Linked DNA regions of Mus musculus: region 1 is linked to region 2. The links are chromatin loops, found by intact Hi-C in ENCODE. Cell type or tissue: left cerebral cortex. All regions are shown on one strand. Links, peaks and the distances in the headings refer to the core of each region. The heading gives the core; the rest is flanking DNA.

Region 1 (8,333 bases), core at 201-8,200, 57 kb after region 2:
TAGGGAAGAAAAAAAGAGAGAGAGAGAGAGAGAGAGTGAGTAGAACAGGAATAAGAGGGAATTCTGAGCTACTAATGTCATACCCACCACACACTGTCCATGTACAGCCTATCTTTATGCAGGCTGGTCCTGGCCAGACTTCCTTATTAGAAATTCCCTAAAGGTATTTCTTCTATTCCATCAGCTTTTAAAAATCTTTGTGTATATATGTATATATGTAGTTATAAGTATGCAGATCTTGCCTTCTACCTTGTTCCTGTTGCTGCACCACCAACCCAGGCTAGCTAGCCTATGAACTTCCAATAGATTCTCCTAGCTCCATGGTCCATCCCTCCCAGAAAAATTCTGAGATTAGATGGCACTACCAAATAGGGCTTTTTATGAGAATTCCAGGGATCCAAACTCAGTCTGTAAGATTTATATGGCAAGTGCTTTTATCCATTGCACCATTTCCCCAGCCTTTTAATTTTTTCTTTTTTCCCCATGAGACTGAGTTTCTCTATGTATCCCTGAAAGTCCTAGAACTCACTCTGTAGACCAGGCTAGCCTCAAACTCAGAGATCCACCTGCCTCTGCTTCTTGAGTACTGGGAATCAAAGGTGTATACCATCACTACCTGGCTTTAATTTTCTAAAACCTCCAAATTCCTAATATATTCCTACCTCATCTGACAGTTTTGAATTGCTGAATCAAACATGTTCCATGTCTATGAATAATGCTGCAAGTGAACTTGTTTACTAATACTCCCTGTACAGTCTGCTCATGTATCATGTCTGGCTAAAGAATTTATAGTGACAATCAGTAGTTAGCTTTTCTGGAAATGCTTCAGTCACACTAAACTAAGTTTGAATTCTATTTCATTCATCTATGTGACCCCATAAAACTGTATTTACCTCATGTATATTTTATATAACATTATGTTTATCTTATATTTTGACTCATTAGATTGGCTCCATGATATCCTAACCCAAGTATGATCCTGCAGCCAAGTATGGAGAGATCCTGCCCCACCCCTTTGGTGATGCATATACTCAGGCCTGGGCCTGATCCTTCTATTAATTCTTCTTGTGACTGCTTTAGCCTCATCTTACTGAAGAACACCTTAGCAGAATTTAACACACATGTCAAATGAGGAAGAGTTAATACTAGCAAAATGCTTGGTGCTTAGTAGACATTCTATGACATGGCTTACATTCTATCTTCACACAGGTGACAACTGCAATACGGATAACTGACTTTCCTTTCCTCTTTCTTCTTTTTTTTCTTTTTTCTTTTGCCTGCACGGATATCTGTGCAACAAGTGCCATCTAGGACCTACAGAGACAATAAGAGAGCACTGATCCCCTGGAACTAGTTACAGATGGTTGTTAGTCTTCCTGGAACTAGTTACAGATGGTTGTTAGTCTTCCTGTGGAGACTGGAACAAGTGCTCTCAACCACAGAGCCAGATTTCCAGCCCCTGTTTCTATTAGGTTTCTTTTAACTTTTTCACTCCTAATTAATAACTTCTCAATCTTTGTTTTGTTTTCCAAGATAGGGTTTCTCTGTGTAGATCTGGCTGTCCTGGCACTCTGTAGTCCAGGCTGGCCCAACTGCTTGGGCTAAAGGTGTGTGCCACCACTGCCTGGCTAACTTCTCAATCTTTTATGGTGTGCTTTAAAAGCCCCCCTTTCCCATTTTTGGGGCTGGGCTCAAGCTATTTTATGGATGTTTAGAATTTCTGAGGATTTACCTTGAGACAGACTAAATACACTGTCAACCCGTTCTAGAATGGGTAAGCAATCTAGGGTCTGGTAGGTCCAAGATGATGTCAGTCACACTGAGTGCCCTAGATTTTACTGATTTTGTGTGTAAGTGTGTTGTGCGTGCACATGTATGTACCTGAGCCCATGGAACCCAGAGGATACCTGCTCTATCACTTCCTACCTTTCCCTTGAAACAGGGTCTCTGTTTAGGCTAGAGCTTGTTTAGGCTAAACTAGTAGCCAGCAAAACACCAAAGATCCTATGTCCACCCTCCCATTATAGCACTGGGGTTAGAGATACATGCAATCACACCCAGCATTTTTAAATTTTATGTGTATGGGTGTTTTGCCTGCATGTGTCTATACACCATGTACATGCAGTGCCCAAGGACAGCAGATGATACTGGAACTAGAGTAACAGATGCCCAACAAGAGCAACAGATGCTCTTAACTGCTAAGCCACCTCTCCAGTCCCACACAGAATTTATGTGACTGCTGGGGACTGAACTCAGGTCTCATACTTGTACAACAAGCCCTCTTTACCTACTGAGCCATCACCCCAAGTACTCTAAAGAAGGAGTTGTAGTATGGCCCAGAACTCAGCTTGTCTTCTGGAGTTCTCTCACCCAGCATTAGACAGAGCCTCACTTGTTCTAGACGAGGACACACAGGAGGAACTTGGGGCTGTCATCACATATTCAAGGTACCTACTTGACTCTTTGGTATCTATTGTTCCAGTAAACAATATATACTGAGTACATACCATGTGGCTGGCTATGTTCTGGACCTAGGAATACAATAGCAAGTAGCAAAATAGATTCTCTAACTTTGGGAAACTCACAGGACATTGTACTTAATTATCTCTCCATTATTTTCCAGAAAAATCAGGAAAAGCTGATTTAGAGGCCAGCTGATGATGTTTCCCTATAAAGAGAGACAAAGAAGTGAGAAGGGAGAAGAATCGATCTTGATTAGGTCAAGGCTGTCTCAGTGGGACTGGACTGAAGGGACAGACTCATACTTCATAGGGAAAGAAAAGGTAGTAAGTCCTGGGAGTGGCAAGTGCCAGAGGCCTGGGCAGGGATATCCCAGTGTTTTCAGATTAGTGAGGAGAGCAGGATAGGTGGGAGGGAGAAAACAGAACTGGAAAATGAACCAGAGAAGTGGGAATGGCTACCAGCTGCAAGCTTGACTTCTAAGACTGGGACTGTGAAGCCTGACAGCTTCCAACAGCAGCACTACCCTTACCTTGATAAACCACAACAACTCCTCCAAAACACCCTTCCAGAACACTCGTTTGGTTGTGAGCAGAGGAAATTCATCTGAAAAACAGTTTGTCATACAGTTAAAACGTGGGAAAACACAGCAAGCCACCATCCAGCTTTCTCTGCGGAGGGCAAGTGCCTGGGACCCAAGACCCTGGAGCAGCTGCAGGAAAAGAGAGCTCCTGCCCAGCTACCCGGCAAGTCAGTGAGGACACCACAGTTCTCCAGGGGATACCCATGTGGCAAAAAGTCCCCACCCACTAATCAGCCACTGTGAATTCGATCACTGGGCTGTAATGGCATCATACAAAATGTGGCCTCAGACACAGCCTAAAAGCACCTCGCCCCAAGTCCACTATGCCATGGGCATAGAGGTGATATCAATCATGTAAAAACTGAACAGTTTTCAAATATTTGGAAAGCAAACTGACCTAGTATATGGAAACAGAATTGTTTACTCCTCGGAATGGCTATCAGGGAACTTTGTGACCTCCACTTCGCAGGTACCCAAAGGAAATGCACAAGTGTCCACAGCTTAAGAGGCAAAGGGGTGGTGCAGGTGAGGCAACCCACAAGGCAAAGTGAAAATGCTCAGGTTAGTGGTGTAGTCTGAGTGAAGGTTTTGCAACCAGAGCACTACTTCCAGCTTTAACATCATCGAAAAGCTGAATGAACACTAGAGAGGTAAAGGACAAAAACAAAACACAACTATACTTTAAAAAAAAAAAAAAAAAAAAAAAAAAACCTGTCCACAGTCTAAGCAGAGGACGTGAATTAAAAGGTCTGTGGTTCATCAGGGTCCACAATTCTTGGGAGGTCCTTTAGGCTGGACCAATCTGTGCAGTAGAAGCTGTAGTTTACAGCTCCAGAAAATGTTTGAGACTAAGCAAATGTCCTAAGAGCGGCCATATCCCCACTCAAAGCTACTCTCTACTCCAGTGTCAGGTTGCTCTTCATGTTTCCTGAATGCCACCATTAGCACCCCCATCCTCAGCCAACACCTAGGAGGTTCTGTGCCCTTCCAGGCCCTGTGGTTGATTCCATCCTTTGCTCCTCAACAGCCTCTTGTTACTCTTTAAAAGCCAAGGCTGCAGCACTTGGGAGGCAGAGGCAGGCGGATTTCTGAGTTCGAGGCCAGCCTGGTCTACAAAGTGAGTTCCAGGACAGCCAGGGCTACACAGAGAAACTGTGTCTCGAAAAACCAAAAATAAAATAAAATAAAATAAAATAAAATAAAATATAAAAGCCAAGGCTGTTGGAAGGAAAAACCCCACAGTTCCCGCCTAAGGCCCGGGTCTCCCCCTTTCCCGCGCAGCCGTAGCACCGCCCAAGCCATTTTCGCTCCAATTTTAAAAGCAGCAGCAAAGGGGAGCAGGAGATAAGGGGAGGAAGAAGAGGAGCAAAGTCAAGACCTCAGAGCAGGATTTGGACAAGCTCCCGCAGGTTTCTTCCCACTCCCTCCCTCTGGGCCGCACAACTGGTTGAAACTGGATTCGGGAGAAAAGGTTTAACAGGGACTAAGGTCAAAGGCAGACCTTCAGAACCTGGTTTACTTGAAGTAGTTGTCACCTGGGTCGCGCACGGGAAGTTTAGGACTCCTAGAACCTCAGAGCCCGGGTTAGGGCTATCCAAGAACGCTCGCCCGGCGTCTCCGCGTGCCCAGCTTGCCTGCCGGACGTCCTCCCGCTAATGCAGACCAGCCCCAGTTACCTCTCAGGCTGTATCGTGCCTGCATGCCGAACACCGACAGGGTGCCAGTGCCCGTGCGGTCCTCCTTCTTGAAGCCGCAGCGCAAAATGTGCTCCACCTGCCTCAGGTACTGGAGTTCTCCATGCCGTGGGGCTTCCGCGCTCAGCTGCTGAGCATCGGACTGCAGCTCGGAGCCAACCACCAGCATAACGGAGCAGTCTGGCAGCAGTGTAGTCAGCGACAAAACCAGGACCTTCCTGGCGCTCTTTTCCTCCAACACCAGCCCGCCTCTTCCTGCTGGGAAACTTCCGGCCGCCAGAATCCGTGGCAGACCCCGCCCCCACGTGACAGAAGTGGTTACAGCTTGCAAGGCAAACACCTGCCCACTTTCTCAAATCTGTATTTACCCTATTATGGCATTAAGAGCCTATAGGATCAGGGTGTGGGGATGCATGCCATTAAATCCCAGCTCCTGGGAGATTGAGTCGGCTAGAGGATCTGGAGTTTAAGGCAAGCCTTCACTTCATAGCAAGTTCAAGGCCAGCCTAGGTACTTGAGACCCAGTCTCAAAAAGAGCCTTTGGCTTATACGATACTTGTACTTGGATCTTTATGTAGTTTGGGAACCACAGTAATTTTGGCTTCATAGAATGAATTGGGTAGAGGACCTTCTGTTTCTGTTTTGTGGGATAGTTTGAGAATTGGAATTAAGTCTTTTTGAAGGCCTGATAGAACTCTGTGCTAAGTCCTGGGCTTTTTTTGTTTGGGAGACTATTAGTGACTGCTTCTACTTTTTTAGGGGAAATGGGACTGTTAAGATCATTAATCTGATCCTGATTTAACTTTGGAACCTGGTATCCGTCTAGGAAATTGTCCATTTCATCCATGTTTTCCAGTTGTGTTGACTATAGCTTTTTGTAATACAATCTGGTGATGTTTTGGATTTCCGCTGGTTCTGTTGTTATGTCTCCTTTTTCATTTCAGATTTTGTTAATTAGGATGTTGTTCCTTTGCCCTCTAGTTAGCCTGGCTAAGGGTTTATCTATCTTGTTGATTTTCTCAAAGAACCAGCACCTGGTTTGATTGATTCTTTGAATAGTTCTTTTTGTTTCCACTTGGTTGATTTCCACCCTAAATTTGATTATTTCCTGCTATCTACTTCTCTTGGGTGAATTTGCTTCCTTTAGTTCTAGAACTTATAGGTGTGCTGTCAGGCTGCTAGTGTGTGCTCTCTCTAGTTTCTTTTTGAGGAACTCAGAGCTGAGTTTTCCTCTTAGGAGTGCTTTCATTGTTCTCGTATGTTTGGGTATGTTGTGGCTTCATTTTCTTTAAACTCTAAAAAGTCTTTAATTTCTTTATTTCTTCCTTAACCAAGATATCATTGAGTAGAGTGTTGTTCAGTTTCCACGTGAACTTTGGCTTTCTGTAATTTATGCTGTTATTGAAGATCAGCCTTAGTCTGTGGTGATCTGATAGGATGCATGGGATAATTTCAATATTTTTGTATCTGTTGAGGCCTGTTTTGTGACCAATTATGTGGTCAATTTTGGAGGAGGGACCATGAGGTGCTGAGAAGAAGGTATATTCTTTGTTTTAGGATAAAATGTTCTGTAGCTATCTGTTAAATCCATTTGTTTCATAACTTCTGTTAGTGTCCATGTGTCTCTGTTTAGTTTCTGTTTCTAAGTTCTGTCCATTGGCCAGAGTGGGATGTTGAAGTCTCCCACTATTATTGTGTGAGGTGCAATGTGTGCTTTGAGCTTTACTAAAGTTTCTTTAATGAATGTGGATGCCCTTGCATTTGGAGCATAGATATTCAGAATTGAGAGTTCATCTTGGTAGATTTTACCTTTGATGAGTATGAAGTGCCCCTCCTTGTCTTTTATGATAACTTTGGGTTGGAAGTCAATTTTATGCGATATTAGAATGGCTACTCCAGTTTGTTTCTTTGGACCATTTGCTTGGAAAATTGTTTTCCAGCCTTTCCCTCTGAGGTAGTGTCTGTCTTTGTCCCCGAGGTGGGTTTTCTGCAAGCAGCAAAATGTTGGGTCCTGTTTGTGTATCCAGTCTATTAGTCTATGTCTTTTTATTGGGGAATTGAGTCCATTGATGTTAATAGAAATTAAAGAAAAATATTTGTTGCTTCCTGTTATTTTTGTTGTTAAAGTTGGGATTCTGTTCTTGTGGCTGTCTTCTTTTAGGTTTGTTGAAGGATGACTTTCTTGCTTTTCTAGGGTGTAGTTTCCATCTTTGTGTTGGTGTTTTCCCACTATTATCCTTTGAAGGTCTGGATTTGTGGAAAGATAATATATGAATTTGGTTTTTTCATGGAATACTTTGGTTTCACCATCTATGGTAATTGAGAGTTTTGCTGGGTATAGTAGCCTGGACTGGCATTTGTGTTCTCTTAGTGTCTGTATAACATCTGTCCAGGATCTTCTGGCTTTCATAATCTCTGGTGAGATGTCTGGGGTAATTTTAATAGGTCTGACTTTATATGTTACTTGACCTTTTTCCCTTACTGCTTTTAATATTCTGTCTTTATTTAGTGCATTTGTTGTTCTGATTATTATGTGTCAGGAGGAATTTCTTTTCTGGTCCAGTCTATTTGGAGTTCTGTAGTTTTCTTGTATGTTCATGGGCATCTCTTTCTTTAGGTATGGGAAGTTTTCTTCTATAACTTTGTTGAAGGTATTTGCTGGCCCTTTAAATTGAAAATCTTCATTCTCATCCACTCCTATTATCCGTAGGTTTGGTCTTCTCATTGTGTCCTGGATTTCCTGGATGTTTTGAGTTAGGATCTTTTTGCATTTTCTTTGATTGTTGTGTCCATGTTCCCTATGGAATCTTCTGCACCTGAGATTCTCTCTTCCATCTCTTGTATTCTGTTGCTGATACTCACATCTATGGTTCCTGATTTCTTTTCTAGGGTTTATATCTCCAGAGTTGTCTCCCATTGGGTTTTCTTCATTGTTTCTACTTCCATTTTTAGATCTTCGGTGGTTTTGTTCAATTCCATCGCCTGTTTGGTTGTGTCTTCCTGTAATTCTTTAAGGGATTTTTGTGTTTCTTCTATCTGTTTAGCAATGTTTGCCTGTAGTTCTTTAAGGACTTCTACCTGTTTAGCAGTGTTCTCCTGTAATTCCTTGAGGAATTTTTGTGTTTCCTCTCTAAGGGATTAACTTGTTTAGCAGTATTCTCCTGTAATTCCTTGAGGGATTTTTGTGTTTCCTCTTTAAGGGCTTCTACCTGTTTAGTAGTGTTTTCCTGTATTTCTTTAAGTGAGTCATTAATGCCCTTCTTAAAATCTTCTACTACCATCATGAGATATGTTTTTTTAAATCTGAGTCTTGCTTTTTGGGTTTGTTGGGGTATCCAGGACTTGCTGTGGTGGGTGTACTGGGTTCTGATGATGCCCAGTGGCCTTGGTTTCTGTTAGTAAGATACTCTTTTTTTTTTTTTGTCCAATTTTTATTAGGTATTTTCTCCATTAACATTTCAAATGCTATCCCGAAAATCCCCTATACCTTCACCACCACCCCCCCCCCGGTCCCCTACCCACCCACTCCAATTTCTTGACACTGGTGTTCCCCTCTGTACTGGGGCATATAAAGTTTCCAAGACCAAGGGGCCTCT
Region 2 (8,317 bases), core at 318-8,317:
GTTGTAGTAAGTGTAACAATCTTAAGTTTATTCAGTAATTTAAAAAAATTGTTAAGCGGAGAAAAGAAACTCTGTACTAACAGAGGCCTGAGAAAGCACACGGCAGGGAATAGGGGAAATGGCTTCCTTCATTGCTGGACACAGACTGAGCTCCAGGCTGTTTCAGCTGCCTTTTTAAGGCTCAAGGGCACTAAAAGTAAAACCATCCTGCTTCCTCTCCCCATTTTCATTTTCACCTAAAATCCCCTAGTCCCTTTGTGAAGACCAGGGCTTCACACGGTGAAAGAATGGTGGACTCACTTCTTTCAATAGGCTGACCTAGTATGTACACTAAGTCCACCCATGTTTTAACTTTCTTCCTAGTTTATTCCCCTTCTGATTTCTTCACAAGAATCAACCGGCTTTTCATTTTAATCTACTCTAATCGCCTGTGTGTTTACACTGGGTTACATTCTTTAGAGTGTACTTATATTCTCCTTTTGCATTCTCAATATAAATTAATCTGCTAGATATAAAGCTGTTCTCTTTATTTTAGTGTAATTTTTTTCTTCACATTGAATTCTAGGAGAAACTATGCTAGTGATATATAATTCTTGAACTATTAAACATGGGAGCATAAGAAAACAAGAATCTTAAGGCAATCTGCAGAGTGAAGAAGCTGATTGTGATCCTGAGAGTGTGTTTTGTAAATGGTTTTGGATTTTATGTACAGAGCCTACTTTCAGCCTGGAATCATTCTGAATGCTAGCTAGATATCTGGAGACAGGTGGACAGAAAACCAGGAACTAGTCTGAAAAAGAAACTAACCAAAGGGAAGAAGTCTGTTTAAGTTTGACCCAGCCTAGAAGACTTGAGCATTGGAGGGGTTATTCAGAGTGAGACGTACCACCTTCAGATTCAAATCCTGTCATCCAGTAGAAGGGAGCTTCAAACACAAGCTAGCTAAGATACAATGAGGTCCTTCTTCGATATCTTTATCTTCCATATACCATGAATCAAAGAAACTTCAACAACATGAGGACTGCAACAGACCTTCAAGCCTCCTTGCATGACCTGGAAATGTTTTGGGGTGTCCTGGCAGCAGTGGGATCAGCACTAACAGATAAGGGCAACTCTCACAGAGACTAAAGGTCTTAACTAAGAAGATAGCCAAGAGACCACTGGGGAGAATGCAGAGAATAGGCTTGGACTTGGAAGCCAAGATTGCTTGACAACAGACAGAAGATATTTCTGTACTTCACCCACTTTACCCACCTGGCAACTCCTGGAAACAACTGCACAAAATTTGGAGGTGAACAAACCATTAGAAACAACTGGTCCTGACAAGACACAGGAAAAACAAGCAATATGCAACATTACTGTCTGTTGTCCAGGTTGGGTGCTGGGGGTGGGAGAGGGAGTGTGTGTCTTTGTATGATCTGAAAAAACTCAGGTCAGAACATCTGTAGATCCTTACAGACATACAAAAGAATCCTAGCCTCTTATTCATGTGTGTGTGTGTGTGTGTGTGTGTGTGTGTGTGTGTGTGTGTGTGTATGTGTGTGTCGTCTGTCATGCGCGCGTGCCTGCGTTTAAATAACATCAGCTTTAGCTTCTCTTTCTCCTTATAAAACATTGTGAATTTCAGTTTTCTTTCCCATCAAGACATGCTCAAGTGCTGAGTCACTTTTAAAGAAAAAAAAGAAGAGTGCTCATGCTTCTTAGGGCTAGCCTCAAGGATGACTTAAGCACACTTTCCCCTTCCTAGTTGTGATTCTTTCGATGCTAAACGACGTCACATTGTGCAATCTTAATAAGGTTTCCAATCAGCCCCACCCACTCTGGCCCCACCCCCACCCTCCAACAAAGATTTTTATCAAATGTGGGATTTTCCCATGAGTCTCAAAATTAGAGAGTTGACTCCTAATAAATATGAGACTGGGGATGTCTGTAGCTCATTCTGCTCTGGAGCCCACCAAGAACGATAGTCAATTCCAGAAACCGCTATGAAGTTCCTCTCTGCAAGTAAGTGAAGGCAGTTCCTTGCCCTCTGGCGGAGCTATTGAGACTGTGAGAGAGGAGTGTGAGGCAGAGAGCCAGCATTGTGGGTTGGCCAGCAGCCATCAGCTAGCAGCAGGCGCCCAACTGTGCTATCTGCTCACTTGCCGGTTTTCCCTTTTCTCCACGCAGGAGACTTCCATCCAGTTGCCTTCTTGGGACTGATGCTGGTGACAACCACGGCCTTCCCTACTTCACAAGTCCGGAGAGGAGACTTCACAGAGGATACCACTCCCAACAGACCTGTCTATACCACTTCACAAGTCGGAGGCTTAATTACACATGTTCTCTGGGAAATCGTGGAAATGAGAAAAGAGGTGGGTAGGCTGTGAAACTGATGAAGACCCAGTGTGGGCGTCCATTCATTCTCTTTGCTCTTGAATTAGAAATTCTCTGCTGGGATCTAGGGCCCTTAGGATTTGAAGCTAAAGGTCAGACTAGACTGTGTTCTCTCTTTCTCACCTCTTTGCTGGTTTTGAGTGGAGGTTGGGAAGGGGTTCCTTTCCTGTCTGGAAGATACAGAATGTGACTGCATTTCTAGAAAATTCACAGTGGGCCATTCTCTGTTCCAATTTAGCTATTGCTTCTTAGGTGGGGATTCCTTTTCCCTCATTATTCCTTTTTCCTTATCTCTTTGCCTTCATTTATCCCTTGAAGTCTACAAGGACCAGAAAGTGCTTTTTGGCTGAATGTAGTAAGTTCTGTGTGTGTGAAATCAGGATGCTCTAGGGTCAGCCCAGATAAGATGCATATTGTATAGAGCCCAATAAAGTGCTAACACACACACACACACACACACACACACACAACCTAGATTAGGCTGGGCATGGTGGTGGATGCCTCCCAGCACTTGGGAGGCACACGCAGGAAGATCTCTGTGAGTTAGAGGCCAGCTTGGTCTACATATTGAGTTCCAGGATATCCAAGACTACATTGAGAGATCCTTTCTCAAAAAAAAAAAAAAAAAAAAAAAAACAACAACAACAAACAAACAAACAAACAAGAAAAAAAAAACCCAACCAACCCTACCTAGATTAAAATATCTCCCATCTTTAAATGAAAAGTATTTTGACTCTGCTTGACAGAAAGGAAAAAAAAAATCACAAACAAGATTAATAGCCTAGGTCTGGGTGTGTAGAACCAACTTTGTAATCTTGGGAAAATCCTCAACTATTTAGTACTCTTTATCTGCATAATTATGGAGTTACAGATAATGGCACAGACCCTTCCAGATGGAATATTCTGTGACTTAAATTTATTTGCCCCAAGATATCATCAAAATTTCTGTCCTTTACCAAGTTCCTACTCTATGCTGGGCAGTTTTTATCGTTGAATCCTTGAGACAAATGTATAAGAGGGACATCAATAATTCTTTATTGAAACATAGGAAATACTTAGGAGAGTAACAAGCTTAAAGCCAAGGGACTGAGCCTAAGGGTGCATTTTTATTTATTGGGCTGCTTAGTAGGGTTCTAAGAAGGTATAGCTTCCCTTTTCTGTGTCCTGGCTATGAAAGAGCATGACTTGGCCCTCTAGTGGTGCTTGTTGTAAGAGGTGTTTAAGTGATTGCTCTGGTAATCTTTTGCAGTTGTGCAATGGCAATTCTGATTGTATGAACAACGATGATGCACTTGCAGAAAACAATCTGAAACTTCCAGAGATACAAAGAAATGATGGATGCTACCAAACTGGATATAATCAGGTAGAAACTTGTCACGTTTACTTTCAACAATTCTTCAAGGTTCTCTCTTGCACGTGATACCTGCATTTGTACAGTCCCAGTCAGGCAACAAAGATGGGGGGATACATCCAATACCACTTGGATGTAACTGGCCTGCAGTAGCTTGAATACAAAAGGAGATTGAGAGGTACCTCAGCAGCTGCTAGGGTGAGGGAAAGTTTACCAACCAGTGCTATAAATGTTCACTCAATCTATGTCCATCAGGAGCTAAATGTTTAAAGTCTCTATTCTCATCTTGGCTTTGAGGTGTTAGATGATTAAAAAAAAAACATTTTTTTTGTCTAAAAAAGTGGAAGAGTAGATATAAAACATGTTATGTAAACGTCATGAGGAAAGTAACTTACAGATTTAATTAAAAAGCAGTTTATTTAAACAGGTAAAGGCCCACTATGCTGGGATTCTTCACCACTGTTAAATGTTAGAAGTCATAGCAAGTTTAGCTAGTTCATGAGCCATCTCTTCTCTGGCTGCCCCTGGAAGGATCCAGGCCTACACTCCCTACTGAGAACACTCTTCACACCCCTCTCCTTCCAGCCGGTGAGATAGTCTACATCAGGTCTCAGGACAAGTCAGACAAGAACAAGAGTACAGGAAGGGCACTGCAGGATAGAAGGGAAGGAGTGAGGGTCAGAAGTGGATTCCCACTGCCACACTCTGGGGTAGGGGGTGGGGGGATATTAAGTGGTGCCTCTCTCTACTTGTCCAGATAATTCAGGAGGTCAGCTGATGCTGCCTGTTGTCTAATTCTGTAGAAGATACTGAACAGCAGGAATCTTTTTTTCAATTTTTTATTAGATATTTTCTTCATTTACATTTCAAATGCTATCCCCACAGTCCCCTATACCCTCCCCCCCCTCCCCGCTCCCTTACCCACCAACTCCCACTTCTTGGCCCTGGCATTCCCCTGTACTGGGGCATATAAAGTTTGCAAGACCAAGGGGCCTCTATTCCCAATGATGGCTGACTAGGCCATCTTCTGCTACATATGCAGCTAGAGATATGAGCTCTGGGGGTACTGGTTAGTTCATATTGTTGTTCCACCTATAGGGTTGCAGACCCCTTCAGCTCCTTGGGTACTTTCTCTAGCTCCTCCATTGGGGGCCCTGTGTTCCATCCAATAGAAGACTGTGAGCATCCACTTTTTGCCAGGCATTGGCCTAGCCTCACACGAGACAGCTATATCAGGGTCCTTTCAGCAAAATCTTGCTGGTATATGCAATACTGTCTGGGTTTGGTGGCTGATTATGGGATGGATCCCTAGGTGGGGTAGTCTCTGGATCTTCCATCCTTTTGTCTTAGCTCCAAACTTTGTCTCTGTAACTCCTTCCATGGGTATTTTGTTCCCCATTCTAAGGAGGAATGAAGTATCCACATGTTGGTCTTCCTTCTTCTTGATTTTCTTGTGTTTTGGAAATTGTACCTTGGGTATTCTAAGTTTCTGGGCTAATATCCACTTATCAGTGAGTGCATATCAAGTGACTTCTTTTGTGATTGGGTTACCTCACTAAGGATCATACTCTCCAGATACATCCATTTGACCAAGAATTTCATAAATCCATTGTTTTTAATAGCTGAATAGTACTCCATTTGTAAATGTACCACATTTTCTGTATCCATTCCTCTGTTGAGGGACATCTGGGTTCTTTCCAGCTTCTGGCTATTATGAATAAGGCTGCTATGAACATAGTGGAGCATATGTCCTTATTACCAGTTGGAACATCTTCTGCGTATATGCCCAGAAGAGGTATTGCTGGATCTTCCGGTAGTACTATGTCTAATTTTTTGAGGAACAGCCAGACTGATTTCCAGAGTGGTTATACAAGCTTGCAATCCCAACAGCAATGGAGGAGTGTTCCTCTTTCTCCACATCCTTACCAGCATCTGCTGTCACCTGAATTTTTGATCTTAGCCATTCTGACTGGTGTGAGGTGGAATCTCAGGGTTGTTTTGATTTGCATTTCCCTGATGATTAAGGATGTTGAACATTTTTTCAAGTGCTTCTCAGCCATTCAGTATTCCTCAGTTGAGAATTCTTTGTTTAGCTTTGTACCCCATTTTTAATGGGGTTATTTGAATTTCTGGAGTTCAGCTTCTTGAGCTCTTTGTATATATTGGATATTAGTCCCCTATCAGATTTAGGATTGGTAAAAATCCTTTCCCAATCTGTTGGTGGCCTTTTTGTCTTATTGACAGTGTCTTTTCCCTTACAGAAGCTTTGCAATTTTATGAGGTCCCATTTGTCGATTCTCGATTTTACTGTACAAGCCATTGCTGTTCTGTTCAGGAATTTTTCCCCTGTTCCCATATCTACGAGGGTTTTTTTCCCACTTTCTCCTCTATAAATTTCAGTGTCTCTGGTTTTATGTGGAGTTCTTTGATCCACTTAGACTTGAGCTTTGTACAAGGAGATAAGAATGGATCAATTCGGGCTGGAGAGATGGCTCAGTGGTTAAGAGCACTGACTGCTCTTTCAGAAGTCCTGAGTTCAAATCCCAGCAACCACATGGTGGTTCATAACCATCTATAATAAGATCTGATGTCCTTTTCTGGTGTGTCTGAAGACAGCTACAGTGTACTTACATGTAATAAATAAATAAAACTAGATTATTTAAAAAAAAAAAAAAAGAATGGATCAATTCACACTCTTCTACATGATAACCACCAGTTGAGCCCGCACCAATTGTTGAAAATGCTCTCTTTTTCCCACTGGATGGTTTTAGCTCCCTTGTCAAAGATCAAGTGACCATAAGTGTGTGGGTTCATTTCTGTGTCTTCAATTGTGTTCCATTGATCTACCTGTCTGTTGCTGTATCAATACCATGCAGTTTTTTTTATCACAATTGCTCTGTAGTACAGCTTGAGGTCAGGCATGGTGAGTCCACCAGAGGTTCTTTTATTGTTGAGAATAGTTTTTGCTATCCTAGTTTTTTTTTTTTTTTTTTTTTGAACAGCAGGAATCTTATTCTCAAATTGAATCTATTCCTAGAAAGAACTGACTTCCTTTTCCATTTTACTTATAGGAAATTTGCCTATTGAAAATTTCCTCTGGTCTTCTGGAGTACCATAGCTACCTGGAGTACATGAAGAACAACTTAAAAGATAACAAGAAAGACAAAGCCAGAGTCCTTCAGAGAGATACAGAAACTCTAATTCATATCTTCAACCAAGAGGTGAGTGCTTCCCCATCTCTCATGCAGTGTGGGAAAGAGGACACCCGGCACCTCAGGGTAGCGGCACTTTTTCCAGACAGCTGCTCAGAAGGGAGAGAGTCTGAACAACAGTTCTTGATTATAAGGCCTTGCTTTGTTTTACTTTGGGGTTTTGTTTGAGGTTCTCTTTTGCAAAGAACATCAATACCTGCTTTAAACTGTATTAATAGAATGTTACTAATTGCGTAAGAGGTATGAAAACTATGACAGCCATACATAGTCACCCATTATGAGAGCACAGAGACAAAAGTGACTTTAATATTTAATCCTTGGCAAGTGACATTTTTGTAACCAGAGTTCTAATGCAGAGAAGTAGCCAAAAGCTAAAATGTCAGGGAAGGAAGGGATCAAGGGCTTCTGGCTACCATTAGCCAGAAGAATGGTAGATATGGAGGATTAATGACTCAGAGTGTGGGCGAACAAAGCCAGATGCAATAAGAAGGGCCTGGAATGAAACCCTCTTGCTAAGGCTGCTTTTGCCACTTGTAGTTTCTTGCCTTAAACCAGAGAGTTTCCCAATTTAATGTGCACAGGAACCACTTAGGGTCTTGTTCCAGCAGGGTCTTACTTAGGAGGTCTAGGAAGGGAACTAAGATTCATTTTTGTAAACAGCTGCTTGTTTATGACCCTGCTATATAGTATTCAGGCTCCTAAGTAGTGGGGCAAGCCTTCCAGTTAGTCTTCCCCATGCCAGTGGGCCCATGGAAGGGTGTTTCCAGACTTCTTCATGCTACCACACTAAGAGACTCTCAACAGAGTCTGAATGGAAACCACGAAGGAACACATTTGTTTTAGATTCCTCTGTGCCACCTTTACTGATGGGAGCTTCTGTTTTCCAGTAGAATACAGTATGTTAGCATGGATGCTTGGATAACAGACAAATAAGATGGTGGTGCTGACCTCTGGACGCTTACTCTCTAGTGGCAGACAGAACAGTAAGGTTAGAATTCTGTTGCTATTAAAAAACTAATAATAATCACCTTGAAAAAGAATGGAGTTGTTAGGCATGGGTCTCTCTCGAGTAAGCTTGGAACAAAAGCATCTCCCCTGGCTTGGGTGAGTCAAAGCAGATGGACTTAGCTCGTCTCATTCATTCTAAATTAGAACTTCTTCCCACAGCCCAGAACACGCCACAAGAAAAAAAAAATGTGCAATATTTAACCAGTCTTTGTTTTTTCCTCCTTTAGGTAAAAGATTTACATAAAATAGTCCTTCCTACCCCAATTTCCAATGCTCTCCTAACAGATAAGCTGGAGTCACAGAAGGAGTGGCTAAGGACCAAGACCATCCAATTCATCTTGAAATCACTTGAAGAATTTCTAAAAGTCAC

What was found. A loop is a pair of places that touch in the nucleus more often than their neighbours do. Peaks named below come from ENCODE experiments on the same cell type or tissue, not always from the same donor. Only the 100,000 strongest peaks of a DNase experiment are listed, where the experiment ranks them.
Region 1: it touches region 2 in a loop (2.1-fold over the local background); 2 of 42 quality-filtered maps call a loop at or near these places.

The regions. Positions count from the first base shown.
Region 1 is chr5:30,068,642-30,076,974 of GRCm38, forward strand. It overlaps Tyms (thymidylate synthase), which reads right to left and starts at 4,984. Exons shown (of 7, transcript NM_021288.4): 1 at 4,720-4,984; 2 at 2,993-3,066. The coding sequence starts at 4,906. In left cerebral cortex, for the core only: a CTCF peak has its summit at 4,997; a DNase peak (open chromatin) is centred at 4,992; H3K4me3 peaks cover 1,149 bases.
Region 2 is chr5:30,011,207-30,019,523 of GRCm38, forward strand. Il6 (interleukin 6) reads left to right here and starts at 1,908. Exons shown (of 5, transcript NM_031168.2): 1 at 1,908-2,004; 2 at 2,170-2,354; 3 at 3,626-3,739; 4 at 6,799-6,948; 5 at 8,175-8,317. The coding sequence starts at 1,986. All of the region lies in intron 1 of A230098N10Rik (a long non-coding RNA gene), which reads right to left. In left cerebral cortex, for the core only: CTCF peaks have their summits at 2,035 and 3,577; DNase peaks (open chromatin) are centred at 1,640, 2,096 and 3,565.